3 separate regions of the Homo sapiens genome follow, and all the other regions are linked to region 1. A link is a contact called in ENCODE Hi-C or POLR2A ChIA-PET data. All regions are on one chromosome and are shown on one strand. The core of a region is the stretch at or near the end of the contact, and the rest is flanking DNA. Distances in the headings are between cores, read along the strand shown. Region 1 holds the start of STING1 (stimulator of interferon response cGAMP interactor 1). Region 2 holds the start of SLC23A1 (solute carrier family 23 member 1). Region 3 holds the start of SPATA24 (spermatogenesis associated 24).

Region 1 (4,058 bases), core at 816-3,315:
ATATACAAATTTATTTGATCAGAGTTTTATGTGTCACAGAGGCCTTCAGAATGAAGACCCAAAGACAGAGGGCAAATTGTCTATTTTTACGTTTAGGTTCATTAAAGTATGGACACCCTTGTTGAAATATAATTGGACAGAAAGGGTATGCTCTAATGCTAATAGAATGAGTGGGGAAACCCAGCCTCGCCCGTCTGTCTAGATTCTTCTTGGCCTCTCTGAGCGTGTGTTCCTTCTTTCTGAGTGTGGGGCAGGGCCCTCTCTGGAAGGGGGATTTTATAATCTACACTCAAACAATGTAGGTCAGACCTTCCCTTCCCTTCCCTTCCCTTCCCTTCCTTCCTTTCTCTCTCTCTCTTTTTCTTTCTTTCTTCTCTTTTTTTTTTTTTTGAGACGGAGTTTTGCTCTTGTCGCCCAGGCTGGAGTGCAATGGCACGATCTCGGCTCAGTGCAACCTCCGCCTCCCAGGTTCAAGCAGTTCTCCTGCCTCAGCCTCCCAAGAAGCTGGGATTACAGGCATGCGCCATCACGCCCAGCTAATTTTTTGTATTTTTAGTAGAGATGGGGTTTCTCCATGTTGGTCAGGATGGTCTTGAACTCCTGACCTCAGGTGATCTGCCTGCCTTGGCCTCCCAAATTGCTGGGATTATAGGAGTGAGCCACTGCACCCGGCCTTTTTTTTTTTTTTTTTTGAGATGGAGTTTGACTCTTGTTGCCGAGGCTGGAGTGCAGTGGCATGATCTCGGCTCACCGCAAGCTCCGCCTCCTGGGTTCAAGCGATTCTCCTGCCTCAGCCTCCTGAGTAGCTGGGATTATAGGCACCCGCCACCACGCCCAGCGAATTTTTTGTACTTTTAGTAGAGATGGGGTTTCACTATGTTGGCCAGGCTGGTCTCGAACTCCTGACCTCAAGTGATCCATTTGCCTTGGCCTCCCAAAGTGCGAGGATTACAAGGATGAGCCATTGCGCCTGGCCTATTTTTTTTTTTTTTTTTTTGAGATAGGGTATCACTCTGTCACTTAGGCTGGAGTGCAGTGGTGCCATCACAACTCACTGCAACCTCTACCTCCAGGGGTCAAGTGATGCTCCCACCTCAGCCTCCCAAGTAGCTGGGACTATAGGCGTGTTCCGTCATGCTTGGCTAATTTTTTTTTTTTTTTTTTGTAGAGATGGGATCTCCCTGTGTTGCTTAGGCTGGTCTCAAACTTCTGGGCTCAAGTGATCCTCCTGCCTTGGCCTCCCAAAGTGCTGGGATTACTGGAATGAAATCAAGGCACAGAGCAAGCTGGGCTTTGGAGCAACCCACCAGGCTTCAAGTCCCCACTCTCAATTACTTAAACCAGTTATTTCACCTCCCTGAGCCTCGGATTATCCATCTATAAAATGGGGCTAGAATTATACCTACCTGACAGGGTGGCTGGTGAAATGATATACAAGTGAAGTGATATATGCAACACTTGGCATAATGTCTGGAACAAGGTAAACACTTTATTATTATTATTATTATTATAATTTAGGTTGATGCATGGGGATTTTATAACCTACACTCAAACAATGTAGGTCAGATCATTTTTCTTTTCTTTTCTTTTCTTTTCTTTTGAGACAGTCTCGCTCTTGTTGCCCAGGCTGGAGTGCAGTGGCCTAATCTCTGCTCACTGCAACTTCCACCTCTCAGGTTCCAGCGATTCTCCTGCCTCAGCCTCCCAAGTAGCTAAGATTACAAGCGCCCACCACCACGCCTGGCTAATTTTTGTTTTTAGTAGAGATGGGGTTTCACCATGTTGCTCAGGCTGGTCTTGAACTCCTGACCTCAAGTGATCCACCCATCTCGGCCTCCCAAAGCGCTGGGATTACAGGCATGAGCCACTGTGCCAGGCCTGCAATTACTTTTGCTCCTACCTAATATCATCCCCACAACCGCCTTCTGGGCAGAAACCGGCAGGCTCTCTTGGAGAAGTCACAGGCGTGGCCATTTCCTGCAAAGAGCCAAACCCCCATTCCTCTGTGCCCCTCCTCTCCCACCAAGTGCTTTATAAAAATAGCTCTTGTTACCGGAAATAACTGTTCATTTTTCACTCCTCCCTCCTAGGTCACACTTTTCAGAAAAAGAATCTGCATCCTGGAAACCAGAAGAAAAATATGAGACGGGGAATCATCGTGTGATGTGTGTGCTGCCTTTGGCTGAGTGTGTGGAGTCCTGCTCAGGTGTTAGGTACAGTGTGTTTGATCGTGGTGGCTTGAGGGGAACCCGCTGTTCAGAGCTGTGACTGCGGTGAGTGTTTCTAAACACCCTTGGTTTGGGGGTAGCAAAGGGCAATGGAATGGAGGCTTTCTCAAACCTCACCCCTGACCCCAGGACTCAGGCCCAGCTCATCAGGGCTTTGAGGGAAGGTTCCTACCTCCCTTCCTGAGGAACAGGAAATACCCTCCTTCCCAGCACCAGTAAAGCTGCGGTTTGGAGAAACGCCAGGGCTAGAGTGTTGTGGAGAAACCAATCGTTGTTAACATCTCATTTTCAGGCTGCACTCAGAGAAGCTGCCCTTGGCTGCTCGTAGCGCCGGGCCTTCTCTCCTCGTCATCATCCAGAGCAGCCAGTGTCCGGGAGGCAGAAGGTAGGCTCAAGATCAGCCTGGCAGAACGCCAAACCTAGGGCCCCTGGCACCCAGAGGCGAGGGGGTGCCTGCTGGCTGCCCTGTCCCCACTCCCTGAGCTCTGTTTTCCACTTTGTTGACTAAGGTCCTCCCTGGGGTGGGTTCCGGGGACAGGGGAACCCAGGTCCCCAAGGGTTCTTGGTTGGGTACGGCTGCACAGGACAGCTTCAAGTCTGGGTCTGGGATAGTTGCTGCCTTCTTTCTTCACCACACCTGTGGTCTCCCTGGGTCTTGGTGGGGCGTGTATGTGCAGGCCCTGCTCTGTTTTCAGCAAACCTCGCTGAGACAGGAGCTTTGGGGTGACTTATTCCCAGCCTGCCTCCTAGAGGTGTCTCTAAGAGCAGCCTCTGGGAGTGGCTGGGCACCAGGGAAAGGGGAACTGGGAGGAAGTGCCCAGCCAGAGCCTCAGTCCCAGAAGGGCAGGAGGGCAAGGGGAGAATGGTCATGGATTTCTTGGTGCCCACAGATGCCCCACTCCAGCCTGCATCCATCCATCCCGTGTCCCAGGGGTCACGGGGCCCAGAAGGCAGCCTTGGTTCTGCTGAGTGCCTGCCTGGTGACCCTTTGGGGGCTAGGAGAGCCACCAGAGCACACTCTCCGGTACCTGGTGCTCCACCTAGCCTCCCTGCAGCTGGGACTGCTGTTAAACGGGGTCTGCAGCCTGGCTGAGGAGCTGCGCCACATCCACTCCAGGTGACTCACTGCAGTACCCAGGGACGGGGTATCCAACGTGTGTCACTCCCTTGATGCCTAGCCCTGCCCCTCCTTGAACCTCTCTGGCTGAGCTGGGCTGGGGGCTGGGGTCTGGGGTCTGGCTGTCACTCACAGGTACCGGGGCAGCTACTGGAGGACTGTGCGGGCCTGCCTGGGCTGCCCCCTCCGCCGTGGGGCCCTGTTGCTGCTGTCCATCTATTTCTACTACTCCCTCCCAAATGCGGTCGGCCCGCCCTTCACTTGGATGCTTGCCCTCCTGGGCCTCTCGCAGGCACTGAACATCCTCCTGGGCCTCAAGGTATGACACAGGGGGAGGTAGAAGCTCTGGCCAAGTGGTGGCTGTGGCTGGTGTGACCTGCCCTGAGCTGAGTACTGGGAGTGGGACTGGTTTAAAGGCTGGAGTCCATGGAGTAGAACCTATAATGTCCTGGAACAGTGGGTTTGGCAATGGCAAAAGAGGGATCAAGTCAGGAGCAGGTTGGGAAGCCTTGGAGGAGGAGGAGGAGTTCTCTGGGTGTCCTTGATGGAGGCCCCCCAGCCACATCCTGCTGTCCACAGGGCCTGGCCCCAGCTGAGATCTCTGCAGTGTGTGAAAAAGGGAATTTCAACGTGGCCCATGGGCTGGCATGGTCATATTACATCGGATATCTGCGGCTGATCCTGCCAGGTGGGCCATCCTCTCTGCCCCCATT
Region 2 (4,058 bases), core at 1,025-3,524, 99 kb after region 1:
ACCAAGGAAAACTGTGCACGCAGGCCACCTTGTGGCACACCTATTCCAGCCACTCCATGCTATCTGCACCCCTCCGAGAACACACGTCTCACTGGGTCTACACCCAATGGCTGTTCATTTTCCACACTCTGCCTTTGACCCCAGCTGGTATGGATGGGCCCTGGGTTTCTGACCAGCCAGATTCAACATTTTGGTTCTCAGTCCTGCTTTCTCTGGAAATTCTTCTGGCTGGGGCTTTTCCTTAGTAAAGAAGCCCTGGACCCCACCTAGGTCTGGGAACTGGAGATCGGTGGCACCAGAACTTTCAGTTTCGTTTGTGAGTGTCTCTGATCTGGCCAAGCCCTGGGAGAGAGACAGAACATTCTAACCCTCATTTTTAGAAATATTTTTATTTTGCACGAGAGCCATGTGCAGGAAGACAATCTAATCCCCCTTTGACAGATGCAGAAACCGAAACTTAGACAACAGAAGGGGTTTGGGCCAAGTCCCTGGCTGAGTAGTAGTAGGGCTGGGAGGGGATTCAGACTTAGGGGACCGGAGAGGCGGGCTGCTGGGGGAATGGAGGTGCCTGGGGCAGGCCCTGGCCACTCCAGCTTCCCTGGGAGCTGCACTCAGCCCCCTCCATCCTTCACCTGTTCCAGGACCTGCCTGAAGCCCCACCATCCGTGGCCTTCACTCAGGAGAGAAACCCTAGACACCAGGAGGAAAGTCAGGGCCCAAGAAACCCACTAAGCTTTCAGGACAGGGTGTGGAGCCGGGCACCCATGACGTGGACCTGTGTTTCTGTGGGGTGATTAGAGAGGCTGCATCAGCTCTGGGTGTGTGGGCCCCTTCATGCTACTGTGGATCTGGGACCGTGTTCTCCACCTTGTTCTCTATGCGTGTTGTGTGGTTTGGGTTGAATTGAGTGTCCATGGAGCCGTATCTGCAGGGGGTCGGGCTTGGTCTCCACAGCACCCTGGGGAGTTCTGGGAGGAGAAGTTGGAGAGAAAAGTGCTGGGGAGTTGCAGAGGCTTCAAACTGGTCCAGCAACTTTGGAAATTGGGAGCAGTAGCCAAGAGGGAGAGGAGAGGACAGGCGGACAGAGGAACAGTGTGGACACCGGCAGGCGGGCGGACTCAGTGCTGTGGCATGAAGCTGCTGCCCAGCTGGAGAGCGGTGCTGCCCCTTGGCCCTTCAGGCAGGGCCTGGCCATGGGCACAGCGACCCAGAAGTAGGTGGGCTCTAGAGTGCTGGGGCTGGGGCAGCCCAGAGGGGAACAGAATGGGGACCTCAGGCCCAGCCCTCACCAGCTGAGGAGCCTGAGTTCTTAGGGCCCCTCCCCATGTCCCCCTCTGCCATCTCAGGCCCTAGGGCCAGGCTGGGCTGGGCCTGCCAGGAGGGGAGACAGGCTGGGCATAGGACTGCCTTCCTGGGCTAGGTGATGGGCAGTCACACAGGGCTTGGTGCATAGAAAGGCCCCACGCTCCATCTAATGCTCCTGCTATCTTTAAATTCTTTATACTTTTGGAATAAAGGCCTCACATTCTTACTTTGCACTGGGTCCCAGAAATTATGTGGCTGGGAGGGGAAAGGGATCTGTGCCCTGACACAGAGTGCAGACCCGGCTGGGCCAGCCTAGGCAGCTCTGCCTGCAGAGGCCCATCTGCTGCCTGCCTCAGGGACCCTGAGGGGTGCAGGGTGGTGAGGGCAAGGCAGCTCAGACCAACCTGAATTTTAGGATTGGTTTCTGCAAACTTGCTATCTGCATGGCTTGGGTCAAATCACATCTACTGAATCTGTTTCCTTCGCTGTTAAAGGGGTTAATACCGCCCAGCACAGGGGTTACTTGGGACAGTGCAGATCCATGTTTCTTGGCACAAGGCCAAGGCCATTCCTCAATAACGAGAATGACTATGATGATGATGATAATGATGAACTAGTTATTAATCAGTGGGGAAGGGCCTCATACAGGGGGTTACATAATAAGTGCCTGTTTCCACTCCCTCTTTCTCCGCTCACCTGGGGCTTGGTAAACTTCTGGTCCTCACCCCCTCGACTCTGGCCCTCTCTTGGGAAACAAGAACAGGTCCAGCGCCCAGGCGCAGATGTGGGCAGGGAAGGGCACATGTGGCAGAGGCTTGGGTGGCTTTTACTGTCCTAGTGAGAGTTAATACATTACCTCTGCCCGGGCCCCCCTTTCGCAATCCAGAGCTGGGCATCTGGTTACAGATTTACTTCAAACAATGCCTGATATGTGGAGTAAAGTCCTCCTCCTTGGCCTTTGTCAAGTCATCCCCTCTTCTCCTCAGGAACTGCTCAAACCTGTGCCCCAAAGATGAGGGCCCAGGAGGACCTCGAGGGCCGGACACAGGTGCTGGGGGCTGGGGGTGGGGGCTAGGGGGGGCAGGGGGGGTGGGGGGCTGGAGGGCCTGTGCAGGCCTTCTTCCTGGAGGCCAGAGATAAACGTTCTGATGAACTTGATAAGAGTGACTGTCCCAAATTGAATGTGGCAACTGGGGGATGGGTGGAGGTGGGGGTGAAGGAGCCTGCAGCTTTGGGACTGGCTGACTCCAGGTTGGGGTTCAGGAGAGGCCTAATCTCCCGGCCAGTGACACCCCAAGGATCTCCAGGGGGCAGAGGTGGGACCGGATTGGACTTGTCCACAGTCTTGAGCCCTCTTGGCCCCCTCTCCTGTGGTCTCCAAGACTTCTGACTTAAGGGTCCACTTCCCTGGCTAAAATGGCAGGTCCTGAGGGCTCTAGAAGCTGGCACAGTAGACTCATCCCTGCGGGAAGCAATGCAAAGTGGGAGAAAACTGTGGCCAGGCCAAGTGGCACCCGGGTGGATGGACTGTTGGGGAGGGCGGGAACCCCGCTCTCAGTTGCTGACAAGCCACTTGGGCTGCCTGATTGATTCTGGGGCAGAATGGATTTTGCCTGTCCCCATCACTTCACCCTAAGCTACTTATCTCTGCTGCCTCCAGCATGAAACCACCAGGGACCCCTCGACCCCGCTACCCACAGAGCCTAAGTTTGACATGTTGTACAAGATCGAGGACGTGCCACCTTGGTACCTGTGCATCCTGCTGGGCTTCCAGGTGGGTCCCCCAGGGCCTCCCCGCCCTCACTCTGCACACTCCCCGGGGACTCCAGCCCCTCCCTGGCCAGCAGGGAGTATCTTGGGTAACAGGAAGAAAAACCTGAGGTCAGCACAGTGGCTGTCAGCAAGCAGGAGTCGGGAAGAGGCTGAATCCTGAAAGAAGATGAACTCCCTGGGGGAGTGTGACGCTTGCCAGGTGGGGTGTTGGTGACAGGGAGCAGAGCCGACTCCACGGAAGCCGCAGGAATATCTTGAGTGGAAATTAGTGACCCCCAGAGTGGTCAGCAGTAGCTCTCTGGGAATCCCTTGTGGGGACTGCCAGTCCTGGGCAGGCAGCCGGTTCCAGGCCCGCTGAGGCAGGCATGAGGACACTAGGTTGTCCCCTCTCCCTGGAGCTCTGGGGTCCTGCCTCATGCACTCTGCTGTCTCCCTCTGCCCAGCACTACCTGACATGCTTCAGTGGTACCATCGCCGTGCCCTTCCTGCTGGCTGAGGCGCTGTGTGTGGGCCACGACCAGCACATGGTTAGTCAGCTCATCGGCACCATCTTCACGTGCGTGGGCATCACCACTCTCATCCAGACCACCGTGGGCATCCGGTGAGCCGCCCAGCCCCCCAACCCGTCCCCCGCCACCCCTCCACTGTGATCCACACAGCAGGAGCAGGTGGGCTCCCAGAGGACACTGGTGAGACAAAAAAGCCGCTTTCTGCCTCCACCTGCTTCTCCTATCCCAGGCCAGCCTTAGAGCTGGGCAGCGTGGCCCCAACCCTGGGAATCTTGATCTAGGCACACTTCAAAGACCAGGCATCTGCAAGTTTAAGGGATTGTACCCTCGCTGGCTCTCCCCTCTTTTTTTTTTTTTTTTTTTTTTTTTGGAGACGGAGTTTTGCTCTTGTTGCCTAGGCTGGATTGCGGTGGCGTGATCTCGGCTCACCACAACCACCACCTCCCGGGTTCAAGCGATTCTCCCGCGTTC
Region 3 (4,058 bases), core at 1,050-3,549, 79 kb after region 1:
AAAAATTTTAAAGAGCCATGATTAAGGTGATCTTCAGAAAATAATAAAAAATTTAAAGCAATTTCTCAGTCACATGAGCTACGTTTCAACTGCTGAAGAGCCACATGTGGCTAGTGGCTATTGAATAGTGCAGCTGTAGAACATTTTCATCACTAGAAGTTCTATTGAACTGTATTGTTCTAGGCCCTTTAACAGAGGTCGGCCGGGCACAGTGGCTCACGCCTATAATCCCAGCACTGTGGGAGGCTAAGGTTGGCCGATCACCTGAGGTCAGGAGTTCGAGACCAGCCTAGCCAACATGGTGAAGCCCCGTCTCTACAAAAATACAAAAAAATCACCTGGGTATGATAGCAGCTGCCTGTAATCCCAGCTACTGGGGAGGCTGAGTTGGGAGAATCGCTCAAACCTGGGAGGCAGAGGTTGCAGTGAGCCAAGATTGCTCCACTGCACTCCAGCCTGGGCGACAGAGCAAGACTCCATCTCAAAAAAAAAAGAAAAGAAAAAAAGAAAAAAAAAAGAGAACATGGTGAAACCCTATCTCTACTAAAAATACAAAAAATTAGCCGGGCATGGTGGCGGGCGCCTGTAGTCCCAGCTGTTCGGGAAGCTGAAGCAGGAGAATGGTGTGAACCCCGGTTGGGGCAGAGCTTGCAGTGAGCCAAGATCGCACCACTGCACTCCACCCTGGGCATCAGAGCAAGACTCCGTCTCAAAAAAAAAAAAAAAAAAAAAGAGAGAGAGGTCAGCAGAGATGGCCTTGTCTCCAAGTCCATGAAAATAAACGCAAGAAACAAAACAAGGGCTCCCGCTGAGAGAACCACAGGGATGGCCAAGTTTGTCAGGCCCCCCGGGGGGTTTTGGGGAGCGGCTTGAATGACTTACCCTGAGCTTTCTGCCTCCTTTCATAGTCACTGGTAACTTTTTTTCCAAACTCCTTGTTAGTATAGTCATTTCCTACTTGGGGGTATCAAATTCCATAACTTCCACCCATGACGTGCAACACAAATGCAGCACAACATCCTGGTTAAGAACATGAACTCCAGGCCCAGCGCGGTGGCTCATGCCTGTAATCCCAGCACTTTGGGAGGCCGAGGCAGGCGGATCACCTGAGGTCAGGAGTTCGAGACCAGCCTGGCCAACATGGTGAAACCCCGTATCTACTAAAAATAAGAAAATTAGCCAGGCGTGGTGGCGGGCGCCTGTAATCCCAGCTACTTGGGAGGCTGAGGCAGAAGAATCCCTTAAACCCGGAAGGTGAAGTTTGCAGTGAGCCGAGATCACGTCCCTGCACTCCAGCCTGGGCGACAGAGCGAGACTACATCTCAAAAAACAAACAAACAAAAACACGGACCCTGGAACCAAACTGCCCATAGCAGAACTCCGTTCCACAACTTACTAGAGTGACCTTGGGCAAGTTATTCATTCTCATTCTCATAGAGCCTAGGTAAAAAGGGGCTGATAGGAGTTCCATGAGGGTCACATGAAATAATATAAACATAACGGTGCCACGAAATAGTGAACACAATATATATTCGCTCTGATGTTCTCCAAACCTAATCTTATTTGGGTTTCCAAGAAAAAAAAAAAAGCCTTCAATAGAGACTTGGTGAGTGTGCGTAATCACCGTATCCTTCCCTGACTTCATTTTACTAAACTCTCCTCCTTCAAGCCCTCTTCAGTCCTCCTAATCTCTTCAGGGTCCTCCTCCTCGGGTGGTGGCACATGACTCTAGTGCAGACTCTAGTGCCCAGAGCCTGGTATCAGAGTATGAAGACTTTGATCTCAGGTGTAGCCATTCTCATTTTTTATCTTCGTCTATCTTCCGTGCTTAGGCTTAGGACCCCTAAGTACTAAGTGTGTTCCAGGAGGCTGGAATCTCATACAATGGAGGAAATTTGGAGATTAGGATAAAGATTTGGAGAAAGAGGCATGAGAAGCTAAAGATGCAGGAGTTGCCTATGCTGGCTCTTGCTTCGTGGTCATGCAGTTTAACAGGCCCTGGGTGAAGGCTGAGGGCTGCTGTTTTGAGTGTTGCCTGCTCGCAGGCAAGGAAAGTACAAGCCGGGCCCTGCCGGCTTCTCAGGACTGCGTGAGAAACAGAAGACGCAATAAAAGCGCAATTTCCTGTAAACTTAAATGCCTTAAGGGTTGTCAGCAGTTTCCCCGCTCCAGGCGGCTCCTTTAAGAGGCGGCCCCTCGCCCCGCTAACATAGGAAGTCCCCGCCCCCCGTTGCCAGGGTGCTCTGTGGCGTCGCATTCTCATTGGTGGGCGACGGCGAGGATCACCCCCGAGGCAGCCATTTCCAACTAGCTGGCGGGGGCGGAAGATGGCGACGCCCCTCGGGTGGTCGAAGGCGGGGTCAGGATCTGTGTGTCTCGCTTTAGATCAACTGCGGGACGTGATTGAGTCTCAGGAGGAACTAATCCACCAGCTGAGGAACGTGGTATGCAGCCAGAGGAGTTTGGGGAGAGGCGGGGCCGGATGCCTCACTGGTGGGGGCGGGGCCAGAACCTGTTCCGATGCGGGGGCCGTGGCTAGAACGCATGGCCCATGGCGTCATCAGGAGGAGGCCGGGCTCAGTCGGTAGGGGTGGAGCCAAAAAGGGGCGGACCTTCCTGAACCAGGGAATTTTAACTAAAATCAAGCCATATTCTCCCTTCCGTTTGCCTGGTTGCTGCAAGAGCTGGTAGAGAGTCCCTGAGCCTCAGTTTCCCCATTTTCAGTGGAGATGACGTCACTGAGTTCCCATGGCCCTCCTGTGCAGGCAGAGAAACTGTCATCCCTTCTATTATGGACACCATTCCCGAGAGTCAAAGGCAGTGCCGTGTTGAATGCAGTAAGCGCAGATTTGGCCCTTGCCAGCGCTAACTTAGGGGCCTCCAAGAACTTTACATGCCTTAGCTTTTGCCTTCTCAATCAAACCCCAGCTAATGGGTGCAAAGCATTGCAGTCACAGATTACCTGGGTAGGCATGATAGAATCCTGGCCATCTGGAGTTCATGGTTTTTCTGGTTTTGTTTTCCTGTCTTGATAAGAAGGTTAGGATGTATCTCCATCTCAGAAATAAAACTGGCTTCACATCTACTTCTCATTCTAAGTTGTTCTTAGACAATTTCTTCCCTTCTGGGAAGTTGAATGTGGGGGAAAGGGGAGAGAGACCTGTCCTATTTGCTACCCTAATGCTCTCATTCAACAAAATATATGGAGCTCTAGGCACTGAATTGCCTTTGATTCCCTGAAGGTACCCAGGTCTTCCTCTTGGCAGCTGACCTTGGCATGTGTGTCCCCACCATCCAGAGTGCTTTTCTCTCTATCCCTCTTCTGGCCCACCCTATATAGCAGTCAGATCTCAGGTCTAACATCCCCTTCTCCGGAAGTGATTCTGACCCTTCCCCAGGCTGGGTTGGGGCCTCCTCTGAGCCCCAGATCCCCTTATGTCTCCCCATCAAGGCACACAACATGTTAGAAGTGCTAACTGTGGACTGCCTCCTCCATGAGACTGGCTGCTCCTTGAGGGCAGCACTTAGAGCTGAGTCTCAGTTTATCTGTGGAACTGAATTCTCCCTTCCCAAGGCCTCAGTCTCATCCTAGGTACCACGAGCATCATCCTGTTATCCGCTTTTGGTCCTGGTCCCTAGAGGGCGCCCCTTCTACTCCAGCCCCAGGCCCTCCCTCAGCCAGGCTCTGTTGCAGATGGTTCTCCAGGACGAAAATTTTGTCAGTAAAGAAGAGTTCCAGGCAGTGGAGAAGAAGCTGGTGGTAAGTAATGGCCTCTGCGGTCTCCTAATCTTCCCCCGTTTCCCAGGATCCCTGTGGTTAGGCAGGCTCATTAAGTATTAGCCTCTGATGGGTGCAGTGGCTCACAACTGTAGTCCCAGCTCTTTGGGAGGCCAAGGCGGGCAAATCACTTGAGGTCAGGAGTTCGAGACCAGCCTGGCCAACATGGTGAAACCCTGTCTCTACTAAAAATACAAAAAAATATATATATACATATATATATATTAGCCAAGCATGCGTGGTGGCAGGCGCCTGTAATCCCAGCTACTTGGGAGGCTGA

Evidence for each region. Hi-C counts contacts between places; a loop is a spot of excess contacts on that map. ChIA-PET counts read pairs that join two places held with the same protein, here RNA polymerase II (POLR2A). Pooled maps may share reads with other maps.
Region 2: a loop to region 1 is called in a pooled map, with 2.1 times the contacts of the local background. The contact joins the promoter of SLC23A1 here to the promoter of STING1 in region 1. A Hi-C loop is called at or near these places in 4 of 50 pooled maps. POLR2A ChIA-PET finds 5 or more read pairs at or near these places in 8 of 52 experiments (CD8-positive, alpha-beta T cell, H1, PC-9 and 4 more).
Region 3: a map of CD8-positive, alpha-beta T cell shows a loop between it and region 1 (10-fold over the local background). The contact joins the promoter of SPATA24 here to the promoter of STING1 in region 1. A Hi-C loop is called at or near these places in 4 of 168 maps with a recorded cell type or tissue (CD4-positive, alpha-beta memory T cell, CD8-positive, alpha-beta T cell, breast epithelium and 1 more) and 10 of 50 pooled maps. POLR2A ChIA-PET finds 5 or more read pairs at or near these places in 19 of 52 experiments (AG04450, CD4-positive, alpha-beta T cell, CD4-positive, alpha-beta memory T cell and 12 more).

What each region holds. Positions count from the first base shown.
Region 1 is chr5:139,480,765-139,484,822 of GRCh38, reverse strand. STING1 (stimulator of interferon response cGAMP interactor 1) reads left to right here and starts at 2,065. Exons shown (of 8, transcript NM_198282.4): 1 at 2,065-2,273; 2 at 2,521-2,613; 3 at 3,119-3,345; 4 at 3,481-3,664; 5 at 3,925-4,033. The coding sequence starts at 3,119. It also overlaps the pseudogene LOC101059986. RefSeq lists enhancers at 1-40, 1,893-2,012, 2,023-2,152, 2,673-2,902 and a silencer at 3,505-3,799.
Region 2 is chr5:139,381,513-139,385,570 of GRCh38, reverse strand. It overlaps SLC23A1 (solute carrier family 23 member 1), which reads left to right and starts at 2,274. Exons shown (of 15, transcript NM_005847.5): 1 at 2,274-2,353; 2 at 2,966-3,079; 3 at 3,522-3,679. The coding sequence starts at 2,318. RefSeq lists enhancers at 854-1,023, 1,404-1,573, 1,594-1,663, 3,264-3,313, 3,789-4,058 and a silencer at 2,914-2,973.
Region 3 is chr5:139,402,330-139,406,387 of GRCh38, reverse strand. It overlaps SPATA24 (spermatogenesis associated 24), which reads left to right and starts at 2,299. Exons shown (of 6, transcript NM_194296.2): 1 at 2,299-2,444; 2 at 3,695-3,760. The coding sequence starts at 2,328. RefSeq lists enhancers at 1,789-2,361, 2,307-2,536, 2,362-2,935.